Regions from separate parts of the Mus musculus genome. Here region 2 is linked to region 1. A link is a loop called in an ENCODE intact Hi-C map of the cell type or tissue named here. Cell type or tissue: heart. All regions are shown on one strand. Each heading gives the region's core, and the rest is flanking DNA. Links, peaks and the distances in the headings are about the cores only. Region 1 holds the start of Atmin (ATM interactor). Region 2 has its middle 15 kb from the start of Mir7078.

Evidence for each region. A loop is a pair of places that touch in the nucleus more often than their neighbours do. Peaks named below come from ENCODE experiments on the same cell type or tissue, not always from the same donor. Only the 100,000 strongest peaks of a DNase experiment are listed, where the experiment ranks them.
Region 2: it touches region 1 in a loop (6-fold over the local background); 9 of 42 quality-filtered maps call a loop at or near these places.

The regions. Positions count from the first base shown.
Region 1 is chr8:116,941,106-116,949,356 of GRCm38, forward strand. Atmin (ATM interactor) reads left to right here and starts at 2,288. Exons shown (of 4, transcript NM_177700.4): 1 at 2,288-2,645. The coding sequence starts at 2,322. Cenpn (centromere protein N) reads left to right here. Exons shown (of 12, transcript NM_028131.3): 12 at 1-398. It also overlaps a transcript of Cmc2 not described here. In heart, for the core only: a CTCF peak has its summit at 2,162; DNase peaks (open chromatin) are centred at 2,266 and 3,026; H3K4me3 peaks cover 1,115 bases; H3K27ac peaks cover 1,042 bases.
Region 2 is chr8:117,470,147-117,478,397 of GRCm38, forward strand. No RefSeq gene overlaps it. Among named protein-coding and RNA genes, the nearest start is that of Mir7078, 15 kb to the left of the region's middle. In heart, for the core only: a CTCF peak has its summit at 5,010 (motif pointing left); DNase peaks (open chromatin) are centred at 4,985 and 5,885.

The DNA of each region.
Region 1 (8,251 bases), core at 683-3,182:
TGTGGGCATTTGACAAGTGATAAATATGTGCACGCACACGCAGGAGGCTGCAGGTTGGCCTCAACCCTGGCACGCACAGAAGTGGAGCATGGGTTGACTCTGTAGGCACCTCCTGTCCTTCCTCCCGCTGCTGCTTCTCCTCAGAAGTCCGTCCCTGTGGGATCTCTGTTACACACCCTTGATCACAGAAGAACCAAGAAGCTACCCAACCCCAAACTAGGAGAGTCAGAGGGAAGCTGGAGGCTACTACGCAAGGCTGCATATCTAACGGCCTCTTTGTGTAAAACAACTTCTCTATTATACATATTCCTAATATACATATGCTTCTCGTGATCTTTTATCCATGGCACACTGAAACTGAGCATCACTGATCTGTGAATAAAGATACTGACAAACGCATTATCAGTTCCTTTGGATGAATATACAAATAGTCGTGAAAGGACTAAGTAATACTTATACAGTAATGTGTACAGGCTGTGGGTCATCCGATATGGAACCATTTTAAGTTTTAGCTTGGTCAGACATGTCAGGCGCTTCCCTCGTCCCTCAGTGATCTGAGTATTTGGGCTTTGTGCTGACAAGTTCTCACGTCAACTTGATACAAGCTAGAGTTGTCTGAGAGGAGGGAATCTCAGTTTCAGGAAATGCCTTCCTAATATCAGGCTGCAGGCAAGGGTATTTTCAGGCTGAAGGGTATTTTCTTAATTAGTGATTGATGAGAGAGATGGTCCCATCCCTGGGCTGGTGATCCTGGGTTCTATAAGAAAGCAGGCTGAGCAAGCCAGTAAGCAGCGCCCCTCCATGGCCTCTGCATCAGTTCCTGTCTCCGGATCCCTACCCTGTTTGAGTTCCTGTCCTGACTTCCTCCAGTGATGGGCTACAATCTGGAAGTCTAAGCCAAATAAACCCTTTCCTCCCCCAACTTGCTTTTTGGTCACGGTGTTTTATCACAATAGAAACCCTAACTAAGGCTTAAAGACATTTCCTCCATACATACCTTTTTAAGGGGGAGGGGGGATGGTTTGATTTTATTTGTATGAGTGCTTTGTTTGCATCTGTGTATGTATACCACATTCGTGCCTGGGAACTGGAGTTATGGATGGTTGTAAACCACCATTTGGGTGCTTGGAATCAAACCTGTCTTGTGTAAGAACATTAAGTGCTCTTAACCACAGAGCCATCCCCCTAGCCCCACTAGCTCCCTTTGACCACTCTCCCGACCAGTCAGTCACATACAAAGAAGTCATTCTGCCCACAAGGTTCATGAGTGGCTGAATGGGAACTGCCGAAGCCCTTGCACTTGCTGGGGTATTTATTCTACTTCGTAACTCTCCCTGGTACAGTTGGCAGGAATCTGGACCTGGAATCTGAACAAGAAAGCCTAGCGTCATGCTGAACAATTCTCAAAAATGCCTGCTTCAGAATTCCTGGAGTCTGAGTATGTCCCCAAGGCAAAGGGACTCTGCAGTTGAGCCCATTGGCCCTGTGATACCCAGGTCCAATGTAGTAGGTGGCATGATGACGATAGATGTCGGTTATGAAATGTGACAGACTCAACTTCCCATTCCTGATTTTGGTGTAAAGGAAGGCCCATTGGCAAAGAAATGCAGGTGACCTCTAGACGCTGAAAAAGGCAAGATCCTTGGAAGAACAAGCCCAGCTGACACCTTGCTTTCAGCCGACTAGATCCACCTCAGACTCTTCCCTCTTCAGAGATAAGAGAGAATTAGTCTGTGGGGGCTGGGCTGTAGCTCAGCTGGCAGAGTACACGTCTAAGGCACTGGGTTCAATCTTTAACGCTACCACTAGGCTTAGTAAAACCCCAGGAGTATGGAGGTAGTGGTAAGAGAATAAGGAGTTCAAGGACTCCTTGATTATATGGGGATTCTGAGGCCAGGCGGGGCCTCAAAGAATAAGATAAGTTTGTTTTGTTTTGTTTTTAGTGTGCTACCGATCAAATCCAGGGCCTTAAGCATGCTAATCAAATAGTCTACAATATAAAATTTATTCCTAATAACAATAAATCAACGGTCAAAAAAAAAAGGTTAAACCTGAAAGCATCTCTTTCTCTTCTATCCAGCTGTTGCCTGAGCTCAGGTCCCTAGGAAGTAGAAAGTGTGGGTTCATGGAACCTATCCAATTCACCTGTTCTCCCAGCACATGGGACTTCAACCTCCAACACGCGCTCGCCGCGGCCGGCGGGCGGCGCTGCGGCCACCGACCGGCCGGATGCTAATGAGCCCGGAGGCCCCGCCCCCTGCCGGAAGTGGCTGCGGCGGGGGCGGGCACTGCGAGAGGGGCCTGGCGGCCGTGCGGGAGCCATGGCGGCCACGGAGGCGGCGGCGGCCGATTCTGCGGGTCCGGCCCCGGGTGTCCCGGCCACGCCGGCGAGCACGCGGGGAGCCGCCGCCGCCTCTAGCCCGTGGAGGCCGCCCGAGTCGCGACTGCAAGGCAGCCGGCCGAGACCGGCCAGGGCTCGGGCCGCGGCCCCGGTGCCACCGGCCCGGGAGCTGATCCAGCCGACTGTGAGCGAGCTGTCCCGGGCTGTGCGCACCAATATTCTGTGCACCGTGCGCGGCTGCGGCAAGATCCTGCCCAACAGCCCTGCGCTCAACATGCACCTCGTCAAGAGCCACCGACTGCAGGTGAGCGGGCCGCGGCGGGGACGCGGGCGCGGGGTGTGCGGGGTTTGCGCCGTGCCCTGCCACCTGCGCCCGACCGACCGAGCACGGCGAGAGCGCGGGGGAGCGCGCACAACGCACCGGGCAAGCAGCTTCTCGGTGGCGTGCCCACAACACCTCGGGGAGCCTGCCTGTTTACTCAGGTTCCAAGGATGAGCGACAGGTGATGTCGCCAAGGCACCCAGATGCAACCCCGCAGGCTTTCCGCCCCTCCCACGAAACTGCCGGTGGGTCCTACCTGGTCACTCAAAAGCGGCTGCGGGTTGGGTTGGACTCTGGGCACTTGAGCTGCAAGTTTCACGAGGCTGCTGAGATCAACTCTGCGCAGGAAGGAGAGGGGAGGGAGGTTTCTCCCGTGGATCTGTAAGGAGGAGGTTCACCGGTAGCTGGTATGACGGATGTCTGACCAAGACCTCTCCGTGTTACATAAATGGGGACGGTGGCTTTCAAACCCATGGTATACTCTGGAAGCTTGGGGGAGGAAATCAGATGTTAGGGCCCCCATGCCAGACCTGTTAAGTCACAGCTGCTCAGCTTTTACAGTAGAAAGCTTCCTTTCACCGTCAGATCTCAGTGCCCCCAGTGCTCCAACTGGAAAACGCAAGTCACTGAAAGCAGTTTTGTGCGCCTTTCCCCTGGTCAGATTTGAGTCATTACTTGGAGGGTTGCAGGATCTCTCTGACCTGCAGGTGAATTCACCGTGGGCATCCCCCACCCCCACCCCTGAGAACTCCCCAACTGTAACTTTTAGGTTTTACTCTGTAGTAAGGCCAATAAGTGTAGTAAGGCCAACAAAAGGCAACAGTGATGTCAGGGAAAGGTCAGTCAGGAAATGTCAGCAGGGGCAAGCTGAGGAAGTTCTGTGTAAAGGTTTGAGCCTCGTTCCAGAACACAACTCACTACAGGCTCCAACCTGAAGCTTCCTCTTTCATCCTAAATGTTAAATTCTCTCTTTCTCTCACCATGATTTAGGGGGGTGGAGAGTGAGTGTGCCTGTAATAATTCCATGGCCTAATCCCTCAGCTCCTTACAACTTGCATTCAACAACGGTCACCAGCCTTCAGTGTTGTCCCCCTTGCTGATAGGATAGTTCATGTCCTTGTATAGCCCAAACTATCCTCAAACTCACCATGTAGCTGAGGATAACCTTGAACTCTTGATCCTCCTGCCCTAAATGCTCCTGAAGTCTCCTAAATGCTGAGGCTGCCGGCATGCATCATCATGCCCATTTTTATTCAGTGCTTGGGACCAAACCCAGGTTTTCTAGGCAAGCACTCTTCTGGGCTCCAGCTTCAGCTCCAGCCCCGGGTGATTTCTGATCACAAAACAAAGCTGCTGCTCTGACCAAGGGCATCCTTGGTGTTGGCCACAGTGATTCTAGCCAGCATTTCTTAGCGAAGTGTTTGTTCTTTAATCTGGACCTGCTATTGGGGGAGCACTGTACCCCTACAACTTGGTTCTGCCTTGGAAGCACAGAGATGCCACTGGCTGTGGTGAAGTGGTGTGATAATGTACATTAGATTGGTGCTCACAGCTCAGAAATACACAGGAGGGCAGGTATGACACGTGACAGGAAGAACATGTCTGAGCCAGTACAGGTTTGGTTTGGTTCAGTTCAGTTCTTAGGCGGGGTCTTGCTATGGAACCCTGTCTAGCCTGAGTTCACTCTGTAGACCAGAGTAGCCTAAACTTACTGGGAGTGTTCCTGCCTACCCCCAAGCGCTGGGACTACAGTGTGTGCCACCATGACCTGCTCCAGCAAGTGTGGACATCAGCAGTCAGATGTTTATTCAGATTTGAGTATGTCGGAGTACCAGAGTCCTCTCTGGCCTAGGGCCTGTGTGTCATTCTTCCCAGACTCTTCATCCGCTTTTCAGATTCTCTTATCTAGAGACAGCAGTGAACGGCCTGGCCCACTCCTGAACCCAGATATTGGACAACAGAAAGACGGGCTGTTGGGAGAAGATTCCTGCTTGGTCTCTGGAAGCTTTGTTTAGCAGTATTTAAACTGCCTCAGGGTTTCCTATGGCTGTTGTTTCCCTGTCCGGCAGCTCACTTCCTTGTAGCCTCTGCCTTGGTAACCTCAGGGCCCCACAGCTCCTAAGCATCTGTTGTCTGATGGAAAGGGAGTCTGTTATTTTTTTCTAATGCAGGGGCCTGTGTGACATAGCCATACTTTTGTGGTAAGGCCTCAGAGTCACAGCTATGTGCATCCTCAAGCTAGCCGCTAGCCGCTACCCAGAGGCTTTTCAGTTCAATTCTTGACATGTGTTATCCTCAGAATATTATGAGGAAAGAAGAGAGTGTCATGAGGACACATGGTCCCCAGAAAGAAGGCCCTAGTGTTTGGGGAAACATGATTGATCTCTGCAGCCCCGTATTAGCTGAGTTTCTTCAACTCAATGAGAATTCTCATTGTCTTGGCTACAGCTACTTGAGTGATTCTGATTGCGTTCCTTGTTTCTATTTCCCTGGCTGTGATAGTCTCTCTCCCCTACCAGTTGTTGTATGGTCGTTATGTTCTAATCTACCCCGCAGCCTGATAATACTCAAGCCCTTCGGAAGCACGGCCAATCAGGCCGAGGGATTGCAGGCCGCCTTTGGTTTGATGCGGCTTCTCAAAATAAATGGCCATGTCCCACGCCCTGAAAGGAAGTGTGGACATGTCATCAGCCAGCCGCGCCTGCAGTGGGCTCAGCAGAGAGCGATGATGCAGTGGAGAGAGAGCTAAAATGATCCAGAGGAAGAGTGGGAGGAAGTAGGAGCTGCCTGGCTGCTGGAGAGGCATTTGAAAGCAGGGCAGGCAGGGCGCAGGGGGGCACTTCCAGAACCTGTTAGCAAAGCCCCGCCAGCATAGTGATCCTGTGTTCTGCTTCAGACAGGGGTATGTGGCCAGCGACTTAGAAAGGTTGCGGCAAGCTGCTCCGTAAACCATCTCTTATGACGAATACTGACTTCCGGTTTAGAGTGGGCTCCTCGGGTGCTTTCGGCTAGGGCCGTGAGGTGCTAGGCAGCTTCTGCCACCATCTTTATGGTCTTCTTGACTCTGCTCTTCAGCCACACACCCTTTGCCCTCCCTTTTCTGCTCTTTAAAGTATTTTTATTTTCTCATTTGTGTGTGTGTGTGTGTGTGTGTGTGTGTGTGTGCATGTCAAAAGCATGGATGCTTACCAAGGCCAGAAGCCAGCACTGGGTCCCCTGGAGCTGGAGTTACTGGTGGATGTGAGCTTCCAGCTGCCACATGGGTGCTAGACACCGAACTCTGCACGATCAGCAAATGCTCTTGACCACCAAGCCACCTCCCCGGCCCCTCCTCCTTCTGTCCGGGGCTCTTTTCCAGGCTTGTTTTTTGGAGGCTTAGTTCTGTGGTGCTAAAGATGGAACCCGGGGACTCACTCCTGCTGGCAAGTGCTTAACCCTGAGCTACACCCTTGGTCCCCACCATCTTAGTTTTGGGGACCGTCTTCTCTTCTGCAGATTCTTGAAACATTTAAATATTGTTATTTAAATTCATTACTTTTTTTTTTTTTTTTTTTTTTGGTTTTTGGAGACAGGGTTTGTCTGTATAGCCCTGGTTGTCCTGGAACTCACTTTGTAGACCAGGCTGGCCTCGAACTCAGAAATCCGCCTGCCTCTGCCTCCCAAGTGCTGGGATTAAAGGTGTGCGCCACCACTGCCCGTCTAAATTTATTACTTTTAATATTAGTAATGATAATATTATTTTAATAAAATGTTCCCACATTTCCATCTGAGAGAGGAATGTTGGCTGGGTAGAGCATCCTATGAGCAAAAGGAGCCAACAGCAGTAGGAGAGCCAAGGAATGAGTGAGAGAGTGGACCCTCGTTCCAACCACAGACACAGTGCAGCACTGAGTCCCCAACTGGCGCGTGTCCTTGACTCCTGCAGAGGACAGCAGAGGGAATGCTACTCTCCTGCCTCATGTGGTGTGCAGTTCTCTCCCCTCCCCAGCCGACCTTTGAACTCACTGTCTCAGAACAATAAAAAGAAACCCCAAAGCCCTGTGGGCACCTATGATAAAAAAGGGAAGTGTGGGGTAGTGGTGGGTGGCTGCCAGGGTGGAGGGGTTTAGTATCCATTTGAATGACTGCTGTTATCTCAGCCCCACTTAAACTGCACTTCCAGGTCTGGTGGGCCTCCTGAGCACTGCGCACAGAACACAGGCTTACCGGAACGTTTCCTGGGTTCACAGTACTCAGAGCCAGTCAGTTACACAAATGAAAAGGCTGGGGAATTAAAACTATAGGCTGAGCACCTGAAATACTCCAAATCCAGAACTCTTTGGCCACCAATCTGAAGCTTGAAGAAAAGCTCTGGTTTAGGAGGGTTTGGGGTTTTCCAACTAGAGACACTGAGCCAGTAAAGTCTATGCAAATATTTGAATCTCAGAGTCAGTTCTGGTCCCCAGCACTTTGTAAAGGGCATTTCAGTCTGAGTTCCATTAGGTATGAGAGGAATGCAAGGAAGGCTGGGGACCTGAGTGTCTCGGGCCCTGAAGTGTGGCCATGGGTGGCATCGGGGAGCTGCTGGAAATGGACTGGACAAGGTAGTGGCGTGGTTGAAGGTACATTCAATATCCATCTGGGGGCAAAAATTTAACATTTTAAATTTAATTTTAAAATATTAATTTAAAAAATAGCTCAATGGTTAGGAGCGAGTACAGCTTTTACAGTGGACTGGGTTCAGTTCCCAGCACCCACAGAGATACTCACTACCACACGCAACACTAGTTCCAGATGATCTGACACCCGCTTCTGGCCTCCACAGGCTCCTACTTGTTTGTGGCATGCAAAAACTCATGCCTGCACACACAGTACTTCAGAATAAAGCTTTATCTTTATTTTTAAAAAAGATTTATTTATTAAATATACAGTGTTCTGACTTCTTGTATACTTACACAGAAGAAGAGGGCACCTTTGGCAGAACAGCCCTTGTTCTTAACCTCTGAGCCATCTCTCCAGCCCCAGAATAAAATTATATATCTGGCAAAATATGCAGGATGCCAGTTCAATTTTGGGGCACATTAAACAGCTTGGGACCTGATGAAGGAGACAGAAGGCGCTCCATCGTGGACATGTGAATTCAGGAGTTGGGAAGCATCTTTCAGTTGAACACATACCTATGTCTTTCCCCTCATTGATGATACTGGATGGGGAACGCATGTGTTGGTTCAGTTGTTTTCCATTAAAACAGATGGTAAATTGGTAAATGAAATGAGGTCGGTGATGAGAGACAGTTTTGGTTGTCATAACATAGTGAGTGCCAATGTTCAACAAAAACTGTGGTCAGTTAGACCAGTGGTCCTCAACCTGTGGGTTGTGGCCCCTTTGGGGGCAGGGATAACAGATATTTACGTTACAGTACAGATATATACATTCATAACAGTAGCGAAGTTAGAGTTACCAACAAAGTCATTTTATGGTCAGGTTCACCAGCACATGAAGAAATGTATTAAAGGTCGCAGCATCGGGAAGGCTGAGAACCGCTGAGTTAGACCTTCACAGGGGACTCAGGTATTGATATTAAGACTTCTGGCAAAAAACAAAAGTAT
Region 2 (8,251 bases), core at 3,773-6,272, 530 kb after region 1:
CCATTCTCATTAAGTGCACATGCGCTGTGGGAGGGGGCTGATGATAAATGGAGCAGGAAGCAGGGTCTGTTAAGCAAGCAACCAGCTGAGGGCACTTTGAGGACAAAATGGGGGCTGCCAAAGGAGGACAGGTAGCAAGGTCCACCGGGATGCATGCACCTGTCGAGGGCCGCTGGCATCCCCGCATCCCCTAATGGGTCAGATCAGAGGGCAAGGCCGGCGGCTTCAGCACTCCGGGGTCCCAGCTGCTGCAGATCAGGGCTGAGGCTGGGCTGAGCTGGCCACTGGGGGCGGGAGGCCTCATTCCCAACCTGGGCCCCTGACGTCAATGTTACCATGGAGACCCAGTTTCCCTTACAGGAGGCAGCTGCTGCAGAGCTCCCCCCTTCAACACGCTCGCGCGCGCGCACACACACACACACACACACACACACACACACACACACACACACACACACACACCAGGCTGGGAAGGAGGGCAGTAGCAGTCAGAGTAGGCTGAGGCTCACAGGCTGCAGCTCAGCCCGGAGCACAGTCCTTCCTGCAGGGAGGAGGAGTCAGGGTGCCAGGACCAGGAGGGCTCCCTGCCTGCCCGCCCCTGGGTCTCAGATGTGGCTGCGTTCTTGCATTGGCTTCGAAGGTAGAAGGACGGGAAACTCTGTGAGATGGAACCTGGATCCCCCGCTTTGGGGTCTAGAAACTGTAATCTTAGAATCTACAGTGCGGAACTGTAGTATCCTTGCAGGAGCTGGGCGTTCTGCAGATCTCCTCCTTCAGAAGGGTCCAGCCGAGGGCAAAGAGCACCAATTCTGTGCTAGGTCTATAGCTCAGTTGGTGGAAGGCTTGTCTATCTTTCACAAAGTCCTGGGTTCATTCCCAAGTGCCAGATAGAACTGGGTAAGGCGATAAATACTGTAACCCCGGCACTTGGAGGATGGAGGCAAAAGTGACCAGGAGTTCAAGGTCATTCCCCATTACTTAGTGAGTTAGAGGCTAACCTGGGCTACAGAGATCTTGTCTCAAAGAGAGAAGGAAAGGAAGGAGGAGGGGGCAGTAGAAGAGGTTTCTGCCTGCCCTCCTCCCTCACTAGATCTGGGCAAGGCTCCTCCACTGGGTGAAGTGGAGTGCTGGGGTGTTGCCCTGCCCCACATTTGAGGGCTCCACAAATATTTCTGTGGGCCATGCTTGTATCAGAAAACAGCAGCCAGCAGATGGAAAGGGTGGAGGAGGGACAGTGCTAGGGCTCGGCTGCCCCCTGCTGGTTGCTCCTTGAAGGGGAATGAGGAGAGCCCTAAAGTTTCCAGGTTGTAGACACTGAGCGAGAGCTGAGCTACCCCCCACCCCCCAGGCGGTAGTTCTGTCATGTCCTTCTTTCTGGTCTCCTTCTGTTGTTTCCAGACATGGTTTCTCTGTGTAGCCCTGGCTGTCCTGGAACTCACTCTGCAGACCAGGCTGGCCTTGAACTCACAAAGCTCTTCCTGTCTCTGCCTCCCGAGTGCTGTGATCAAAGGCATGCACTGCCACCGCCCAGCCTTCTTTCTAGTTTCTTAACGACTGCTGAAGAAGGCTTCTATCTCAGATGTGTTCCTCTGAACTACCCCTCTCTGGTTCTTCCCCAGCCCGGGTGTGAGGGTGGATAAAGTACTCTCTCTCATTCCCGTTGCTGTCACCCTTGACCCTGGTTGGTTACTGTGGCTTTTTTTTTTTTTTTTTGGGGTTGCTGTTCCAGTGGTGGCCCAGGTGTGAGCTTTGACAATCACTGTGGAACAGGGACAAGGTAAGAGTTGGGTCCCCGACCCAAATCCTCTACTGTGAGCATTCTTCAGACTCCTGCAGTGTCTCAAGGATCGATCGCCCCTTTTTGATTTTTTTGTTTTTGTTTTTGTTTGTTTGTTCGTTTTCGAGACAGGGTTTCTCTGTATAGCCTTGGCTGTCCTGGAACTCACTCTGTAGACCAGGCTGGCCTCAAACTCAGAAATCCTCCTGCCTCTGCCTCCCAAGTGCTGGGATTAAAGGGATCTGCTTCTGCCCTGAAATCGGTGTGACCCCCACCCCCTGCCACCAGCTACCAGCTTTCTAGCTCCTGAAAATGGGCGTTTTGACCACAGCTACCTCTCTGTGCTCAGGACTGCTTAACACACTTCTTCTCCTTGGTCAGGCAGGGACAGCCTGGCAGGAGTTCACTTCTGTCTCTTGAAGGCACAGTGTCTGCCAGCCGGTTAGTCTGTGCACATCCTTTAAAAACCTCTAAATGAACAGATGAACACCTGGAGGTACTAGCTATTTCCCCAGGGCATCAAGACCTGAGACTAGCCCCGAACTAACTCTGGTCCCTGACTGCCTGGGAAAGTCCCCCAGACATGTTAAATGACCCAAGCAAGAGATGTGGCATGCTGTTGTCTGTGGGAACACATTTTTGTTTCTGTTGCAAGTGGTTAGCAAGCACTAGGCAATGAGGGTGCTTGCCACTAACCCTGATGATTTGAGTTGAATCTCCGAGAACCGCATGTTGTGGGTAGAGAACCAATTCCCCTAAGTTGTCCTTTGATCTTCACATGAGTGTTATGGAGTGTGTATGCCCAGCCCCCCAGCGCCACTAAATGTAATTAAAATGTGTGTATCCTAAACTCGTCATTTTGACCTTCTTGTGTGTGCCACGTTACTGGAGATGGAGCCTGGGGCCTTGCATGTTCACACCCTGAGCTACATCCCTAGCCCCTGGTTTGAATCACTTTTTTCTGCACATGGCTCATTAACTCTTTATTTCCATCTCCTCTCTCAGTGTCTGACAATGTCTTTCTGATGTGTGTCTCTAACTGCTCCATTTAGCTACTCTGTGGATCTCTGATAAGTGGAATCAAATGATGCATACCTTCTGCATCCAGCTTATCTCTCTGAATATGTCTTCCGGGGTCATCCTTATTGTAGCATGGGTCATCACTGCCGTCTTTTTCATGGCTATATAATATTCCACTCTCTATACATGTCCCACCCCAAAATAGTTTATTGTGTTTTGTGTAGACACAAGTAATTGTGTGTGTGTGTGTGTGTGTGTGTGTGTGTGTGTGTGTGTGCAGGCACACATGTGCCACAGGGTACAAGTGGAGGTTAGAGGAGAGTGTCTGGGAGCTGGTTCCCTTTTGCCATGGAGGTCCCAGGGATTAAGCCCAGGTTGTAAACTTGGCAGCAAGCCCCCTGATGTGCTGAGCCATCTCACAGGCCCACAGCCCACACTGTGCTCATGCGTTCATCTACCGTGAGTATCGGGAGACATTCACGTTGGTTATCTCTCCTCCCTTGTTCTTTCTCGTTTTTCTATTTTGAAGTCAGGACCAGCTGTGATCGCCTGGTAACTCTTTAATTGACTGTTTTATATAAATTGGCTTTTAAAGTGTCCCCAAGGAGAGAACAATGGACTCACTGCGGCTGAGGAACTAGCGCTAGAGCACACAAGGCCCTGGGTTCTGCCCACAGGACCCTTTGAAAAGCAAGCCCCTAGCTGGGCAGGCTACACAGTTTACTCAGTCAAAACAAAACAAAACCAAAAACAGCACAACAAACAAGAGAGGAAGAAAGAAAGAAAGAAAGAAAGAAAGAAAGAAAGGAAGGAAGGAAGGAAGGAAGAAAGAAAGAAAGAAAGAAAGAAAGAAAGAAAGAAAGAGGGGCTGGTGAGATGGCTCAGTGGGTAAGAGCACCCGACTGCTCTTCCGAAGGTCCAGAGTTCAAATACCAGCAACCACATGGTGGCTCACAACCATCTGTAATGAGATCAGACTCCCTCTTCTGGTGCTGTCTGAAGACAGCTACAGTGTACTTACATATAATAAATAAATAAATCTTTAAAAAAAAAAAGAATTTGTTAAAAAAAAAAAAGAAAGAAAGAAAGAAAGAAAGAAACAAAGAAAGAGAAAGAGTCTTGCTAGTTATGCTCAATGTGATTTTTATTTGTTTGCTTTTTTGGTTTTTGTTTTTCTTTTTCTTTTTTAAAAGATTTATTTATTTATTTTATACATGAGTACACCACCATTGCTCTCGTCAGACACACCAAAAGAGGGCATCAGACCTCATTACAGATGGCTGTGAGCCACCATGTGGTTGCTGGGACTTGATCTCAGGATCTCTGGAAGAGCATTCGGTGCTCTTAACCGCTGAGCCATCTCTCCAGCCCCTTTTTTTGTTTAGCCCTAGCTATATTGGAACTCACTCTGTAGACCAGGCTGGCCTGAAACAGACCTACCTGCCTCTGTCTCCCAAGTTCTGGGATTAAAGGTGCATGCCTTTATTTTATTTATTTATTTATTTATTTATTTATTCATTCATTCATTCATTCATTCATTCATTCAGTGTGTGTGTGTGTGTGTGTGTGTGTGTGTGTGTGTGTGTGTGAATGCTAGAGAACAATTTGTGGGAGTTGGGTTTTTTCCTACCATGTGAGTCCCAGGGACCGAACTCAGGTGGTCAGGCTTGTCCGCAGGCCCCTTTACCCCACTGAGCCATCTCATATCCCTTCATGTAAAGTTCCAATCCATGCAGAGCAAGATAATCTTCCTCAAATATTTTCATCTCCTTCATCAAAAGTCGGTTTCTCTTGTCTTGGCAGCATTAGACTTGCAAGTAAATGAAGAGGAAGGTACCAAGCCCTCCCGGCCCCCATCATCTATGCGTGCATCAGAAACCTCCTTCCTTTCACCACAGTGTATATACCACGTTGGAAGATTTTTACAGCCCTCAGGTTACTGCTACACAAATGGTACCAAACAAACAAAAAAACAAATAAACAAAAAAACCCCACCAGAGCCCCTTTCTGGGAAATAGAATCCCACCCCTCCAGTGTTCCCCCCACCCCCCACCCTCCACCCCACCCCATCCCCCGCCAACCCCCCAACTTACAAGACTGCCCAACTTAAAAGACTGCAACCTCAAGCCCAGTTGCAGAACTTCCTAGATCAGGAGTCGGGGAGGGCGGGGCTTGCAGGCACTTCCCAGTCTCTGCTGCCCCCTGGTGGCCAGATCAGTAACAGTCCAGCAGGTCAGCCAGAGCCCAGTGCTGGTGGTGAGATGCCGGTTCATGGGGAATCCTGGATGTGATACCTGGGGAACCCTGGAGGGCTCCACCCTTCCTTTCCTGCTCCTTCTTTTTTTTTTTTTTTTGTTTTTTTGTTTTTTGAGACGGGGTTTCTCTGCAGTCCTGGCTGTCCTGGACTCACTTTGTAGACCAGGCTAGCCTCGAACTCAGAAATCCGCCTGCCTCTGCCTCCGGAGTGCTGGGATTAAAGGCGTGCGCCACCACGCCCGGCCTGCTCCTTCTTTTCCTGGATACTCTACCCGGCTCTGCGCTGACTTTAGCAGAGAGAAATTACAGCACGAGACTATAACAAATGGAGGCACGGCACCCCTGCCTTGGTTTCCCCCCCCCCCCCCGACTTGACCACCGTGCCTTTCGGTGTGGTCCTGAGAGTTCTGAGGTGTGTATAGACACAGGGTCCTGTACTCTAAGCATTCCTGGCACCTGTGCCTGGGTTGTTCTCTACCAAGGGACCCCCTGCCCCCTTGCCTTGATGACTTCAGTCTCCGGAAACATTACCAGGTGGGACAGACGTGTCTCCAGATTGGCAGATGTCTCCTAGGCATAGAGTGGCATGCAAGACATAGGCTGCCCATTTCATTTAATTGCAGATAAACGTCTCATGCCTTTTTGTGTCACCCTGTCCCAAAGATCACGTGTTTTTACTTACTTGGGTCTAGAAAGCCTACCTGGGGGGGGGGGGGTCACAGTCACCCTGATTGACAGCCAGTGCCCCAGTGAGTTTTAGGGTACCTGTTTAGAACGTGTACCAGGCCGGCGCAGAGACCACAGACAGGGAAGTGAAAGTTAGGGCGGAACTTGGTGGGGCCTGGAGGGGGTGGGGCACTGCCTCAGGATGCTGTGTGGTACTGCCCAGCAATGAAGAAAGTCATACCACATGATCCAAGTGTCCTGCCGTGACAGCTTTTAGGGTTAGACCAGGAAATGGAAAACTCCAATTATTATTATTATTATTATTATTATTATCATTATCATTATCATTATTTGGTTTTTCGAGACAGGGTTTCTCTGTGTAGCCCTGGCTGTCCTGGAACTCACTTTGTAGACCAGGCTGGCCTCAAACTCAGAAATTCGCCTGCCTCTACCTCCCGAGTGCTGGGATTAAAGGCATGAGCCACCACGCCCGGCTCAATTACTATTTTTTTTAAAGACTTATTTATTAATTTATTATGTATACATAATAATTCTGCCTGGGGGGCTGGTGAGATGGCTCAGCAGGTAAGAGCACCCGACTGCTCTTCTGAAGGTCCTTGAGTTCAAATCCCAGCAACCACATGGTGGCTCACAACCATCCCTAATGAGATCTGACTCCCTCTTCTGGTATGTCTGAAGACAGCTACAGTGTACTTACATATAATAAATAAATAAATCTTTAAAAAAAAATTCTGCCTGGATATATGCCTGTGGGCTAGAAAAAGGCACCGATCTTACTACAAATGGTTGTGAGCCACCATGTGGTTTCTGGGAATTGAACTCAGGACCTCTGGAAGAACAGCACCTCTTAACCTATGAGCCACCTCTCTAGCCCGACCTTCAATTATTTTAGCACTCTGCTGGATCCCAGACAGTTTGGGGCCCATCACAACCAAGACTATAGTTCCTCTATGCTTTTCCCTAGAGAGTACCCATGACCTGAGGGCCACTAGTCCATATTCAAGAAGTAGAAAGAGAAGCTAAGCTGGGCATGGTGGCACACGCCTTTAATCCCAGCACTCGGGAGGCAGAGGCAGGCAGATTTCTGAGTTCGAGGCCAGCCTGGTCTACAGAGTGAGTTCCAGGATAGCCAGGGCTATACAGAGAAACCCTGTCTCGAAAAGACCGAAAAAAAAAAAAAAACAAATATATGTGTGTGTGTGTGTGTCACACAGAGGGGGGCAGTCACACAGAGAGGCCCAGAGTCACACAGTTGACAGGGTAGTGAGGCAGAACTGAGTTTCAGGCCTTCAGGCTAGAGCTTTCCCTTGGGGCAGAGCTCGGGAGAATTCTCCATTTCTGGAACGTTCTCTGGGGGTCTCCAGAATTTTCCAAAGGGTTCTGAAAGCAGGCAGCACACTAACGTGGAATTCTTCCGAGTCAAGATGCTTTCAGTACTGCTGTGGGGTGGCGTGACACCCGTGTTCTCAGCCTCACCTAGAATGACATTCTCCGATGGAGAGAGGCAGTGTGGGGTGACATGGGGACTTGGAATCTTGTCAGTTTCCAGTTCCTGGTTAGCAATTCTTTATGCAATTCATTGCCCTATATCTGACATAGACTAGGGCCCAGTGGAAAGACCTGTGTGGCCAAAGGCCTGGAGGCTAAAGGCCCCTTCAAATAGGCAGAGCCCTGAGGGGTTGACGGGACATATGGAGTGCTAGAAAGGTAGGATGGAGGTGTTGCATGGCCAGGGTTGGCCAGCAGGGGCTAGAAGCCATGGAAGATTCCAGATGACAGAATGTAATTGGCTATCAGTTATGAAGCCTTCCCTGGACATTGTGCCCAGTTCCTAGAGGATGCAATGGGAAAATCAAGGCCAAGGTGACCAGAGTGTCAAGGAGCTCACTAGCCACTCAGGAGCGTTCCTCTGATGGTGAGGAGCGGATCTCATCACAGGGCCCAGAGTCCACCTCGAATGATCTTCAGATGGCCGAGAGTCTTCAATGTCCCCGTTGATGTTGGCTTTGAACAGAGTATGTCTATCTCTTAGGTGGGTCCTTTGAGGACACATGGGCTTTCCCTGCACAGGGGACCTGAGGCACCATCTCTAAAGATGACCATGGGGACCCATTCCCCCCAACAGATACCCAAACCTCGAATGTTCATGTCCCTCAGATGTAAGGGCGCATGTTGGCATGAGACCTTCACACTTACCCTGTGTGCAGTAAGCCATCTCTAGCTTCTATAGATCTAGTGTAGTAGCAGCACTGTGTAAATAAGGTGTGTGTGTGTGTGTGTGTGTGTGTGTGTGTGAGAGAGAGAGAGAGAGAGAGAGAGAGAGAGAGAGAGAGAGAGACTGTGTGTGTGTACATTTGTGTACAAACTCTCACAGAGGCCAGAAGATGGCAACAGATGTCCTGCCTGCTCACTCTGTATCTTATTCCCTTGAGACAGGGTCTCTCACTGAGCCTGGAGTCAGACTGGCAGCCAGAAACTCATAGGTATCCTCCTGTCTCCAACCCCTAAAGT